4 separate regions of the Homo sapiens genome follow, and all the other regions are linked to region 4. A link is a contact called in ENCODE Hi-C or POLR2A ChIA-PET data. All regions are on one chromosome and are shown on one strand. The core of a region is the stretch at or near the end of the contact, and the rest is flanking DNA. Distances in the headings are between cores, read along the strand shown. Region 1 holds the start of CADM1-AS1 (CADM1 antisense RNA 1). Region 2 overlaps CADM1 (cell adhesion molecule 1). Region 3 has its middle 52 kb from the start of LINC02698. Region 4 holds the start of CADM1 (cell adhesion molecule 1).

Evidence for each region. A loop is a pair of places that touch in the nucleus more often than their neighbours do. ChIA-PET counts read pairs that join two places held with the same protein, here RNA polymerase II (POLR2A). Pooled maps may share reads with other maps.
Region 1: a map of dorsolateral prefrontal cortex shows a loop between it and region 4 (4-fold over the local background). The contact joins the promoter of CADM1-AS1 here to the promoter of CADM1 in region 4. A Hi-C loop is called at or near these places in 4 of 168 maps with a recorded cell type or tissue (HepG2, OCI-LY7, dorsolateral prefrontal cortex and 1 more), 6 of 37 single-sample maps with no recorded cell type and 7 of 50 pooled maps. POLR2A ChIA-PET finds 5 or more read pairs at or near these places in 5 of 52 experiments (H1, HEK293T, HepG2 and 2 more).
Region 2: a loop to region 4 is called in a map of OCI-LY7, with 4 times the contacts of the local background. The contact joins the enhancer-like site here to the promoter of CADM1 in region 4. A Hi-C loop is called at or near these places in 2 of 168 maps with a recorded cell type or tissue (HepG2 and OCI-LY7), 2 of 37 single-sample maps with no recorded cell type and 2 of 50 pooled maps. POLR2A ChIA-PET finds 5 or more read pairs at or near these places in 4 of 52 experiments (AG04449, AG04450, Caco-2 and 1 more).
Region 3: a loop to region 4 is called in a map of heart right ventricle, with 2.2 times the contacts of the local background. The contact joins the enhancer-like site here to the promoter of CADM1 in region 4. A Hi-C loop is called at or near these places in 6 of 168 maps with a recorded cell type or tissue (CD14-positive monocyte, Right ventricle myocardium inferior, heart left ventricle and 2 more) and 7 of 50 pooled maps.

Annotation. Positions count from the first base shown.
Region 1 is chr11:115,395,367-115,398,162 of GRCh38, reverse strand. It overlaps CADM1-AS1 (CADM1 antisense RNA 1), which reads right to left and starts at 1,407. Exons shown (of 2, transcript NR_135103.1): 1 at 1,272-1,407; 2 at 505-897. All of the region lies in intron 1 of CADM1 (cell adhesion molecule 1), which reads left to right.
Region 2 is chr11:115,420,083-115,422,897 of GRCh38, reverse strand. The region is part of intron 1 of CADM1 (cell adhesion molecule 1); the gene reads left to right. Among named protein-coding and RNA genes, the nearest start is that of CADM1-AS1, 25 kb to the right of the region's middle. Within about 2 kb of position 1,402, at least 2 of the 41 ENCODE cell types and tissues checked have a DNase peak (open chromatin) inside an H3K27ac peak, as active enhancers do; they include OCI-LY7, where a contact is called at or near this core.
Region 3 is chr11:115,605,684-115,608,900 of GRCh38, reverse strand. No RefSeq gene overlaps it. Among named protein-coding and RNA genes, the nearest start is that of LINC02698, 52 kb to the left of the region's middle. Within about 2 kb of position 1,865, at least 2 of the 41 ENCODE cell types and tissues checked have a DNase peak (open chromatin) inside an H3K27ac peak, as active enhancers do; they include heart right ventricle, where a contact is called at or near this core.
Region 4 is chr11:115,502,711-115,505,771 of GRCh38, reverse strand. It overlaps CADM1 (cell adhesion molecule 1), which reads left to right and starts at 1,357. Exons shown (of 12, transcript NM_001301043.2): 1 at 1,357-1,501. The coding sequence starts at 1,378. RefSeq lists a silencer at 1,172-1,331.

The DNA.
Region 1 (2,796 bases), core at 158-2,657, 110 kb after region 4:
TGTGCCACTGCCATTGAATGCAGAAACCTCACGGAAGAGGGGATTAAGGAAATTTGAAAGTACCAAGGAGCTGTTGATCTTAGTCAAGTGTTTACTGGTTTATGAGTAGATTAAGATTTCGTTCTTGTCATCTGATTTGGATGGGAAAATGAGTAATGATACTCTTGTAGAGAGGGTGAGTGATTCCATAGGATGCCAAAAGTATGGCGATGTGCCCATTTCCCCAAATATTCAGGGAAGACTTGATGCTGTGGCATTGCTGCAGTACTTTCTTCAATATTTGGATGTAGTCTCTGGGTTTAGGGAGGTATTGTTTTAACCATCTTTGCTAGTCTCAAAATTTTTATCCACCATTTTGTTAATCTGTTCTACAATTAGCAAAGGGGTGCATGCCTGTTAAGAGTTCCAACTGTATGGTACACTTCCTAGTCATTAACGTAACTGATAGAGTACAATGTCTCTATTGTCATTGAGAATAAAAAAATGAGCTATACAGATCATGTGTTGGTTCAAGTTTGACTTTTATGCTCTGTTATTCTCACTTCAAAGATGATGAGACTGAAACTCAAAGAAAGAAGACCTGCCTTGGGTTACATATCAGTTTAGTGATGGAACTCTAGGCCAGCGCTTTTACTGATAGTGATCTTCACTCTCTGCTCCTCTTTGACTGGGGAGGAGCCTTGTGCTTAGCTGTACTATTCTACATCTTGATACATAGACTTTTCATTTTGTGGGAGAGTAGCAGCAAGTCCTTGGAAGTTGTTCATTTTGCAGTTAGCTAAGGTAGAGGGGCTGGTAATGTTCAGTTTTTCTGTACCATTCTCCTGATATGTTGGCTCAAGATACCAGAATCTATCTTGGAATGTTGTGTATTACCCATTAGTTACCAATCTTCTGCTGGGGAAGAATATAAATAGGAGAAAAAAGAGATGGACAGGATGAATTTTTAAATTATAGCACTGAGTAACAACTGCTAGTCAAGAAGTTTTTGGCAGTTTGTTAGAATCTCATTTTAAAGCAATAACACACTCAGAGTTGTATTCAAACACTGAGATAAATGCATCAACCTAAATTCATGGTTTTGTTTTTTTCCATGTAGCTGCTAATTATTGAACATAACGAGGCTTATTCATAATTTCTTTTCTCCTGCTTGATAGCCATAATCCTGTATTTATGCTGCTGTCATTCCCATGGTAACAGACTAATGTCTGAAGCATAAGATTATTAAATACAGCACAGTACATTAAAATAATGCTAAGGTTTTGACTTACAGAGAGACTTTCACACTGGGGCAAACTTCAAAAAAAAAAAAGAGAACGCTTATACAGAAAGCAATTTACTTGGCCAGTAATGTTTAGTATTCCCATAGCTATTATGGCAGAGATTTGTTTGAATTATAGCCTCTTCCTTCCCAGCCCATCATCTCCTTTGGCTTTGCAGCCAAGTCTTAATCTGGTGTTTATGATGTCAGCCTGTTGCCATGGGAGTTATTCTGTCACAGATGTATTGTGACTTCACTGCAGGACAGAAGCAGTGGAAAATTTAGGATGAAATAGAACAACTCTAAAGTTAATCTCCAGCATATCTGTTTTGGAAAAGAAGTATTCCCTTCACCTTTATGTGCTCCTAAAAATAAATAAATAAATAAAGTTAGTTAAGTGGTGACTTGTTGAAGGTTGGCCAACGAATATTGTTGAAATGACCAAAATGCCAAAAAGCCAGCACTAAGGAAAAAATGTTATGTAGCTCAACCCTGGCTCTCTGAAGAGTGGTCAAGATTTATGTTTTTAATCCTATGCTACAGTAATGAAGCACAACCATGTCTGTAGCACATAAATTGATACACCATTTTTTCTGGTTTTCTTGTAAAGGACTTTCTTCTATCTTAAATCTAATGTGGTCACATTCACAAGGACACGCGCCCTTTGCTTCCACCACCAATGACAACCACATCTTTATTATTCACAGACATATGTGGAGGCCCTGCCAAACTGAGAGGCATCTTTGAAGTCAAATTTTGTAGTGCTCATAGCACGTTAGCATTATGGTCCCTCAGGGGCCCCTTCATCATCTGGTATCTGGGACAGTCTCCCATTTGGATGGCATAAAAATAATCTAGGTTCTTTCCTAGGGATGAGAGATTTCTACAGAGTTAAGCTAAGTACACAGGTGATCCTGTGTGCATGATGAACTCTTTGAATGTCATGAACCAATGGTACAAATGGAATGCATGTACCTTAAATCATTTCTTTAAAAAAGAAATACGGGACAGAAGGAGAATAAAATGCTATGTAGCAACTAAAATCTTTTGGACTATGTTTAAATAATATGTAAAATTAGGAAATTAGCTACAGTGAGTCTTTTTTAAAAAAAGTTGGAATTACAGGGTTTAGGATTTTTTTCTTGCCCTCTTCTTCCATGTTTGAACTTAATAGAGAGTTTTAATATCCTTCCCCTTATTAAAATAAACCATTAAAGTAGGCAAGGTTAAGCAAGTTCACATTTCAAACATCTCCGATTGCTGGCGATTTGTCACTAGAAAGCTGTGGTAGTCACCTTGGAATCTGCATACCTTTTTTTGTGTTTATGAGAATAATCTGTCTTCTGCTCTCTCACCCAAATCCTTCTTAAAGGACTGGGGCTCTGCTGTAGAAACTCATGTCAGCATAATATGCCATGTACCTCTATAATGATTTTTTTTCAGCATTTTGTTGAGCCAGCTTCAGAAACAGCAGTGAGTATGTGTGTAAATGATTTGCTTTAAAAAGCAGATGTAGATTAATGCATTGGTTTAGT
Region 2 (2,815 bases), core at 153-2,652, 83 kb after region 4:
GACAAACAGAATCTTGAAAATCTTCCGTTTCTGAGTGTCAGAAAAATGTACAGTTTCAATAAAATCATAGCAGTCAGTTTCCTGACAGGTGCATCAAGTCTAGAATTAAATCGAAAGGACTGATGTGTTAAAAACACATTAAATATTTAATGTTAAAGATCAGCTTATAGTTTTTCTCTTATGTTTTCAAAGGGCACAGCGAACTATCTGTGCTGTTCCAAAGAGTTGCACTTGTAAAAGGGTCTATTCAATTTAGACCAGGATCCAGAAATGTAGGTTATGGCTAAGAGGATGAGATAACAAATAGATGTGTTCAGCTTCTACAACTGACTTGGTAGTTTAGTGGCCATGTTGTCCCTGTTGAGATGGGAAAGCTTTCTGATTGGTATGTTACAGCTCACCGCTGCATCAGGCATTTCTTCAAACCAGCATAGTGTTGTAATTGGAGATCATCTTCTTGAAGATGGAGCCTTTTATTTTTGTGGCTTTCTGGGGAGTTGTAATGCCTGCCTGTTTTTCCTTTTAATCAGATGTTTGAGAGCTGCAGCTTCGGGTCAAACGAACATATTCACACCTGATTTTTACAGTATTTTTTCAGCAACTTGAGTATTATGTTTAAATGGAAAACTATCCTGAATAGTCCCCTTTTAGGAAATAGTCTGTCTGAGAGCGGCATTTTCCAGCATTTGGTGGATTTGAGAGAAGGCACTGACACCTGTAATTTGTAACCCAGTTAAACTCGTTTATCTTGCCTGGACACACCTGTGGACAAGAAGCAAGCTGCTGATTTTAAGTTCAGCTGCGTAATTTTACTTGTTTGCTCAGATGTCCTTTAATTTATTTTCTGGGGACCTGATGACAGTAGCAAGATTTTAAAGTTAATTGCTAGATTCAAGGACAAGTCCCATGAATGGGCTGGAAGCATACCCTTAGGGCATAAGCCTGTGTGCGGATCTGTGACAAAGCCCTAATTTTGAGTTTATGTAATCATCGTACCGAAATATTTAAGATGGGAATCTATCAAGTCTTATCTGTTGAGACGTGATCCCTTTTATATCTGGCAGGCCTCATGCAACAAATTTCCTTTCTTTTAAGTGATCTCCAAAGCTGTCAAGTTCATTTGAGTGAACTGTGCTTGAGAGAAACATGTACAATTTTCTCTGGCAATGGCATGCTGCTGATGACATATTTTTAGAATTAGCTTTTTCTCTCCCCCACCCTTCTAGAAACTGAACTTTTATTTAAGCTCCCTGCTGTTAACATTGGAAAGAAAGTTTCCTGTGCCAATGTTTGCCCAAATGGAAGAAAATGTTTGCATTTTGTATGCAGTGTTCATAAACTTGATGAGTCTAACAGTTTGGCACCGCTGGTGAGCGCGTCTGCTTTGAGTTCTGAAGGGCAGGCAGAAATAGTGTAGTGAAGCACTGCAGCTACTGTGAAAAGGTGTGGCTGAGCTGCTGTGTTGAGATGCGACAGGTCGAGAATTCAGAATTCATTTTTCCTAGTGCTTTGAAGGTCAGTAGTTAAGAGAGACATCTCCCACTTGTCAAGTAGTTGTAAGCAAAAGAATCATTTCTTCCCTCATTCATTTGGTTAAGGTTAGCTGAAACACTGGCTTGCTTTGATTTCTCTGGGCAAGATTGTTTTAGCAAGGCCGTTTGACTCTCTGTTTCTGTGCTTTTGGTTTTAGTTTCAAAGATCTTGCCAAACTTTGCCAGGGCGCATTCTGGTCTTCAAACCCTTTGTTCTGAAAGCTGGTGCCACCAAATTGAATAATGTGCAACATGTTATAGACCCACTGTAGAAAATAATTGCAGTTTGTTTTAACATTAAGTTAAATTTTTTCTGTATGCAATGCAAAGGTCAAGGAAAAAGGCATTAAAAAACATCCCTGCACAAGTGAGTCATTTGCATAGAAAATGCTCCACTGGATGATAGAGTATGAAAGCAGTAGGGAATTAACTGGTAAGTGTATGGCAAATGACCTAGCCAAGGATCCAAGCAAGAATGATTTGTTCCAAGAACCAGTGTAAGACGATTTAGGAAGATGCACTTTTCTTTGGCCCTCATCCTACAGCAGCATTGAATCAGGAGAACGAAACAGCCTTGGCTTTGTTCATCATCAGTAAGCCAAGAAGATCACGGCATGGGTCATTAAGATTTACAGCTCAAATGTAAATAATTCAGGACCCACAAACAATAATTAAAAAACCAACTGCGGCACTGCATGTAGTCAGGTCCTCTGGGCCTCTTTGAGTAGGAACCTCTCCTGTTTTGGCTGGAGACCTGTCCATCTGGGTACAGATGGTTGTAAGAGCTTTTTAATGACCTTTTCTAATGCTGGTGAATGTGTCTTTGGACACCATCGTAACCAATGGATGAGGAGGGTGGAAACAGCAGGATGGTGGCAGCTGAGGAATTAAATGTCCTGAATTTGTTAGACATCTGCAGAAACATGCAATTTGTTGGGCAGAAAATTGTAAACAAAACAGACTGAGTCAATTATCAATACACCTGTGACACCCCGGGATGCCAGCTTTGGCTGACAGCTTTTAACCAGCTGAGGAGCAGGAGGAAGTTCACAATGATCAGGAGCAAGTCAATTCCAAGTTTTCTGCTATAACTTGTCCCCTTGCTTGTGTGGTGATCTCCTGTGTGGACACGTCTTTCCTTGTTACACTATACACATTGTTCTAAATTCTAAGTCATTGGTTCTTAACCAGTGGTATGTTTCAGAGGAGCTTAAGGAGAAAAGGAGCTTAAGAAATATGCCTGCTTCTAGGGGCTTTTGCCTGGAGAGTCTAATTCAGTAGTT
Region 3 (3,217 bases), core at 616-3,115, 100 kb before region 4:
AGGGGGACTTGGGAAGCCTGTTAAAAATATTGAAAACCTTGGCCACCCCTGAGAATTCTGATTCCATACATCTATCCCATACATCTAGTGTGGGAATCTGTATATTTAATGAGCACCTTAGGTGATTCCTATCCATGGGTTTGGGAGAGGAGATTGCTCAGACAAAAGCAGAGAAGCATGGCCTCCAACCTGCTGCATAGATATAAGTGGTTTCTTTTGTCCATCCATAAAATGGGAAGGAGAGTCCCCACTCACACCTTCTGGCCCCCCTAATGGGTCAATGAAGACAAACAAAAACAAATGACTCAGAAGAGGCACTGCACTCCTCTGAAGATGCTCTGTGTATCTGGGGTAGTATTAATTCAGGTTTTGATTATTGTCAGTTCTATCACTGAGTCCTGGAGGGAAGGGATGATCTGAAATAGCCCCATCCACGTGTGCCCAAAAGTGACCCTCTAACCCCTTGCCCACCTTTTGCCAGCCCACCCGAGACACATACCCCAGCAGCTGACCCCCATTCTGGATTCACCCTGGATTTAAGGCCACCAGGGAAGTAATTAAAGATAATTGAGGCTGCAACTTCTAAATGAAGAAATACTGCCACCCAGGCAGTAATTAATCACCTCCTCCACCCTCCCCCACCCACCATCCAAACCCCCCTTTGGTTCAAACCAAACTGGGTCTTTATATCCACATGTTCAGGCAGACTTCCAATTCTCCCAAAACCCTTGTCATGATTGGCAGTCTTTCATTACCAACATAGCTCAACCACAATGCTTAACATTCCATTTTGCTCCCTACTTAACATTTTTTGATGTGCACTGAAAGCAACAGAAGTCCCCACCCAGGGCTTCTGACCGTCTCACTTCCCTAAGTCTACTATGGAACACTCCAAAAAAGATAAAGAGTGACGCTCCCCAGTTGGTAAATGTCAACCATCTAGGTTTTCTGCACAAGCGCAGGGTTTTACGTGCCCCACACTATTCTAAGCTGATCACATAGATAACCCATCTGGTCATGGCCTGCTTTCCCTCCCAGGGTGGGCAAAGGATTATAGCTGTTTTAACGCTGGGAGACTCAGAGCTTGTAAAGAGCCTGTGCTCTGAACAGGGGGACAGTTACATAAGTCCACGGAGCTCTGGCACTGCAGGACAGCGGGCTCCACGTGGCTTCTAATTACAGGGAGGCTGATGGCCACGGTTGAAGATACTGTCACAGGACCCGGGTCTCAGCCCGCTGATGTCCCGCCAGCCATTGCACTAAGACGGAAATTAAGCACAGTGTCATGGCCATTTAGGACATTAGGAACGGAAGGCACCCAAGAGCTGCTTCCTGGCCCTTTGCCCACCTTATTAACAAGGTGCAAACGAGGACCTCGGCTGGGAGAGGGAAACAGCTGGAGAAAAGAGACCTTCTCTGCAGGTAGAGATATAAGGAGAGGAAGGGGATGCAGGGAGGCTGTGTCCCAAATCACCTTGGCTGAGAAGAAAATTGGCTTGATAAATGAGAAAAAAAATAATCAACTTCTGATGAAACTGTTTAAGGAATATTTTCTAGGTTGCAAAGTTTCTCGAGTTCCTGAATTTGCACTCTGCCCTCTGAACACACACACACACACACACACACACACACACACACACACACAAAATTGGGGGATGGTCATGAGGGGGTCTGGGGAAAGAAATAGGACCAAGCAACATCCGCGTTCTTTGACTCCCACCTCTCATCATTTGTAATTTGTTTGAAACCTTCAGGCTAGTGGCTCTCTGCAAGGCTTCACCAGCCTGCCAAGTTCTCTAGCTCAGAATCTGGGGAAATCCTGGCCTTGGCTGGAATCCAACCCTGGATACCAGGGCTATCTGCTAAATAAAGACCACAAGCCCCAGTGCTGGGGGATGGACGGGAGCTGCTGTGAGCTCGCCCCCACTCCACTTCCACACTCCCCTACACACTCCCTATTTCCTCTCTCCTCAGTGAGCCCGACCTTTATTTCTGGCAATTGTCCTGGCTAAATGACTGATGAGGTTTCTCTTAGAAAATGTAAAAAGTCACACAGATTTGGGTAACTTGGCAAAGAGAATAAATGCCATGGTTGCCCTCTGCCTCTTCTTCACCTCCTTCTCATGGACACACACTCCAAGGTGCTTTCTTCACTTCTGGCCCAAGGCAGGTCAGAGTCAGGAGGACCCTGGGAGCCGCCACGCAGCCGGCCCGAACCTTCTGCGCAGGGCCAGGCTTTCTCACTTCTTTGCCAACAGCTGCAGCAGAGGTGAACTGGGACATGGGAAACACCAGCTCCCTTTGGAGAGAGGAAAAAAATTAAAAAGCCCGTTTTTCTGTCCTGTCAGGTCTATTTAAGTATTTAATGAGGTGAGATAGTACCAATAAATTTAACATGGCACAATAACTCTGATGATGTGGGCCACAGACTAATAAGCTTCCATCCCGGGGACAGAAGATTGATCTTGCCTTCGCTAGATCTTATCGGGTTTGATTGCTTTGTTCAGATATTAAAAAGGTTGAGCAAGGACTTTCAGGCACTGCCACAAATCTGTGCGTATCCTCCCAGCCAAGATAGATTGAAGCCAGGCCGTGGAATACAAGGCTGTTTATTTTAATTGACAATCGAGAGGAGTGGAATAAGTGGAAGGTGGAGGGTGGAGGGTGGGTGAGGAGCCACAGGGGTCCCTGTGATTGGGTGGTTTGCGTGTGTTTTCCCCCTCTCTTCGGACTCTATGGCAGACCTTCAAATCCCAGGCGCTATCCAATTGAGTGTCTGCTCCTGAGGCTTCAAAGAGTCTCTTCCTTGTGTGTCTTGAGTCAGGAGACAGGCCATTGACCCATGTGTCACCTGTAATTTTCATCCTCGCCTCCCGGGGAATGAGACCTGCTGCGGACGTTTCCCAGCCACTTGTGTCCAGCCCCGAGGCTCGTCCCATTTTTGCAGTCTGTCCTCTCCTTCTGCAGATTGATGGGATGCGTGCTGGAGTCCTTTGAGGTCAGGGACCACATGACTCACTTCTAATTCCCCCACAGCACCAAACACAGATCAGAACTTCTAAAGTGTGATATATATATATTAGAGGGTAAGTGAAATAATTGTACATGGTATATGTGTGAACATTTTAAAGTTAACGTTTAGCTATATTAATGTGTATTGTATTATATAAATATAACTAATATAAGACACTTAATTTCACAGATATTATTACTCAGG
Region 4 (3,061 bases), core at 108-2,607:
TAGCCACAGATAATTTGTCATGGTTTGTTTTAGCTGTTGTGATATTGATATTTATTATGCAAATTGTATTTCCTACATCTTATTGTTCTGCATTCTATGAATACTTAAATTATTATAAACCTTTACACTTAATATGGCTCGTCCTTCAATTTGATGCTTGAGCAACAGAGGGTCAGAGCGCACACGATCTTCTAGAGGGGAAGAAAATAAGTAATTAAAAAGCAGACAAACAAGAGAGCCGGCTGCCTGGCTGAAAAGAAAGCAAAGAGAATTTCGGGGAGGGAGAGTGAGTCCGGAGATGCAAGTCGCTTTAGCAGGAGAGGCTCTCCCAGAGACAGGGGAAGCTCGGAGCACCTGTTGGTCCCCAGCTTCCTTAGGAAGGGCTGGGGGCGCAGAGGAGGAGTGAGAGGGTTTGAGCCCCGAAGGAGGAACACGGCAGACCCTGCCTTCACCACACTCCCTCTCCCCAACTCCCACCACCCCCGCTCTTCACCTGAAGCCTTGACTAATTTTTTCCGTTGTTGTGTAATCTTAAATATCTAATATTACAAATATTTCACACATATATTCAACACACACCTATATATTAAAACCAGGGAGGAGACCCTCGACAAGCGGAGGAGCCTGAGCATACCCTCCTCGATCTACCTTTCCCGAGATTCTGCCGCAAAAAGACCGACTGGAAAATCTCAGAACCCGACTCTACGGCTGCCTTCTCCAACTATCCCCGAGTCTACCGCTAGGCTGTTGAGCGGGCTCTCCCGCTCCGCCGGACGTGCAAAGCACGCATGCACTTCTCCCAGATTGTTTTGTCAATCCGGGGACCTGCCTTCTTACTCTCCACTCCCGCACAGCCCCCGTTCCCAAAGATCTATTCCTTCGGTGCAAGGTGAGTGACGGAAATTTGCAACGTCTGGTTCGCTAGGCCAGATGCACTCGGTGTGCGGGACAGAGGACCCTCTTAAGGGAGATTCTCCAGTCGTCGGTCTGATACAGCGATTGCTATAAACATTCCTAATAAAGGTGTACAAGAAGCTAGACCCGCCCCCTGGAGCCCGAGTCCTTGCACGCCAGGCGCCCGGGAGAACACTTTTTCCTTGATCCGGGGAAAGCAAAACCCGAATTTTAACATAAACATATTTGCATACGCCCCTCCCCTTGGCCCCGCCCCTAGGTGGCGCGGGCGCGCCGCCGAACGCCAGCGCCAGGGGGCGGGGTGGGGGAGGGAGCGAGGCCCTCCGAGAGCCGGGTTGGGCTCGCGGCGCTGTGATTGGTCTGCCCGGACTCCGCCTCCAGCGCATGTCATTAGCATCTCATTAGCTGTCCGCTCGGGCTCCGGAGGCAGCCAACGCCGCCAGTCTGAGGCAGGTGCCCGACATGGCGAGTGTAGTGCTGCCGAGCGGATCCCAGTGTGCGGCGGCAGCGGCGGCGGCGGCGCCTCCCGGGCTCCGGCTCCGGCTTCTGCTGTTGCTCTTCTCCGCCGCGGCACTGATCCCCACAGGTAGGTGTGGGCACCGACCGGTTGGCCCCTAAATCTCCGAAGGCACCCCAGTAGCCTTGGCCACAGAGGGGGGAAACGTTTCCATGACAACCTCCCCCCACTTCCTACATCCGAAGCGGAGGGAGTGTGGAGAGGAAACTCAGGGCTGAGAGGGAAGGGGCTGAGGGCATCTGTGAGCCCCTTCTCCCCTGCCCGGCTAAGTGTGAATGAGAGTCCCCAGGGATGGCTGCACCCACACCTTCTCTCCCCGGCTTGGCGCGGGGTGCAGAGTGGAGTGAGAATGGGGGGCCCGGGGGCTGTAAAGCATGGGGGAAGGGGATGGTTCAAAGACAACCTCAACCCTTCCGGACCCTTCTAAACTCGCCGTTCTCCCCGTAACTTGCAGGTCCTCCCACCTCCCAGGGCTGTCCATTCGCCCCCACCTCTCCAGAGGGCCCCCCCAGTTCTCCATCCCCGAAGCCTCCTGGTGGCTGACTCCCAGCCGCCCGCGGCGTGATTTCTCCCCGGTCCCCAGGACATCCCCAGACTTGTCTGATCTCCCCTGCCCCTTCCCCCAACGCGCTCTGCCTTTCTCCCCTGTCCCCAAACTGCACGCCTCTCGTGTTTCCCTCCGGCCGTTCGCAGCCCTCCGCCCCCTCGGCTCTGCTGCGGGTCTTTTTGGCCCGGCTCCAGGCGGGGAAAGTTCCCCGGCCCGGCCCCGCGGGGGGGGCGGCCGCTGTCGCCGCCTCTGCGGGAAGGCGCCGGGAGCCCGCAGCCCGCCCGCCCCACAGCGTCCTCTGCCACGAGTGGGGACACGGGATTTCCCGGCTGCCCGTTCTTTCGGCGGCCCGAGGGTGGCGGAGGGGGCGTCGCGGCCTCTGCGGCCAGGCGGGCACCCTGCGGGCCTCCGCGCGCTCCCTGCGTGAAGAGCAGTCTTGGGAATTTGCCCAGGGGCGGCTCTGCACGCCCGGTGCCTTCCCTGAAGACACCGAGCACTCGGCTGGAGCCCGATGTGTGGCTGCCCGTGTGCCGGGCGCGTTGGCGCGGTCGGGAAAGAAGAGGGCAGTGTTTGCTTTTGCTAACAAAAGGGAGCCGGAGCTCTTCCTCAGCGGAGAGGCCGGCTGTGCTGCACCCAGCCTCCCTTCCCGCCACCTCGCCGCGCTTGGCAGCCGCGCGGCGTCCTCTGGCCCCTGCTGCAGGCTCCAGGCGGGCGCCGGGACCGAGTGGCACGGGGCCGCGGGGTGCGAGCGGCGATGCAGGAGGGGATGCAGCAGGGCTCTGAGCCTGCAAAGCCCCTCCTTGCAGCTCCAGAGCTGCAGGACCCGGGAGCAACAAGTGGCGGAGGACGCCGAGAGCTCAGCCCCCACCTGCGGAGCCCCAGGCCCGGGCGGGCACAGCGTTGGGGCCACGGTGCTGCTTCAGGGGCGCCTCTCCGCTTGGGCTGTGCCTTTTGTTTACACGCTAGAGGACACACAGTTATGTAAACACCGCAGGAGACACGCTGTAGGAGACGGGGGATGTGTGGGGGTGCTAGCTTGAGATTTGGGGGACGCCGGGTTGGCTGCTTGCCCCCAAAATAGG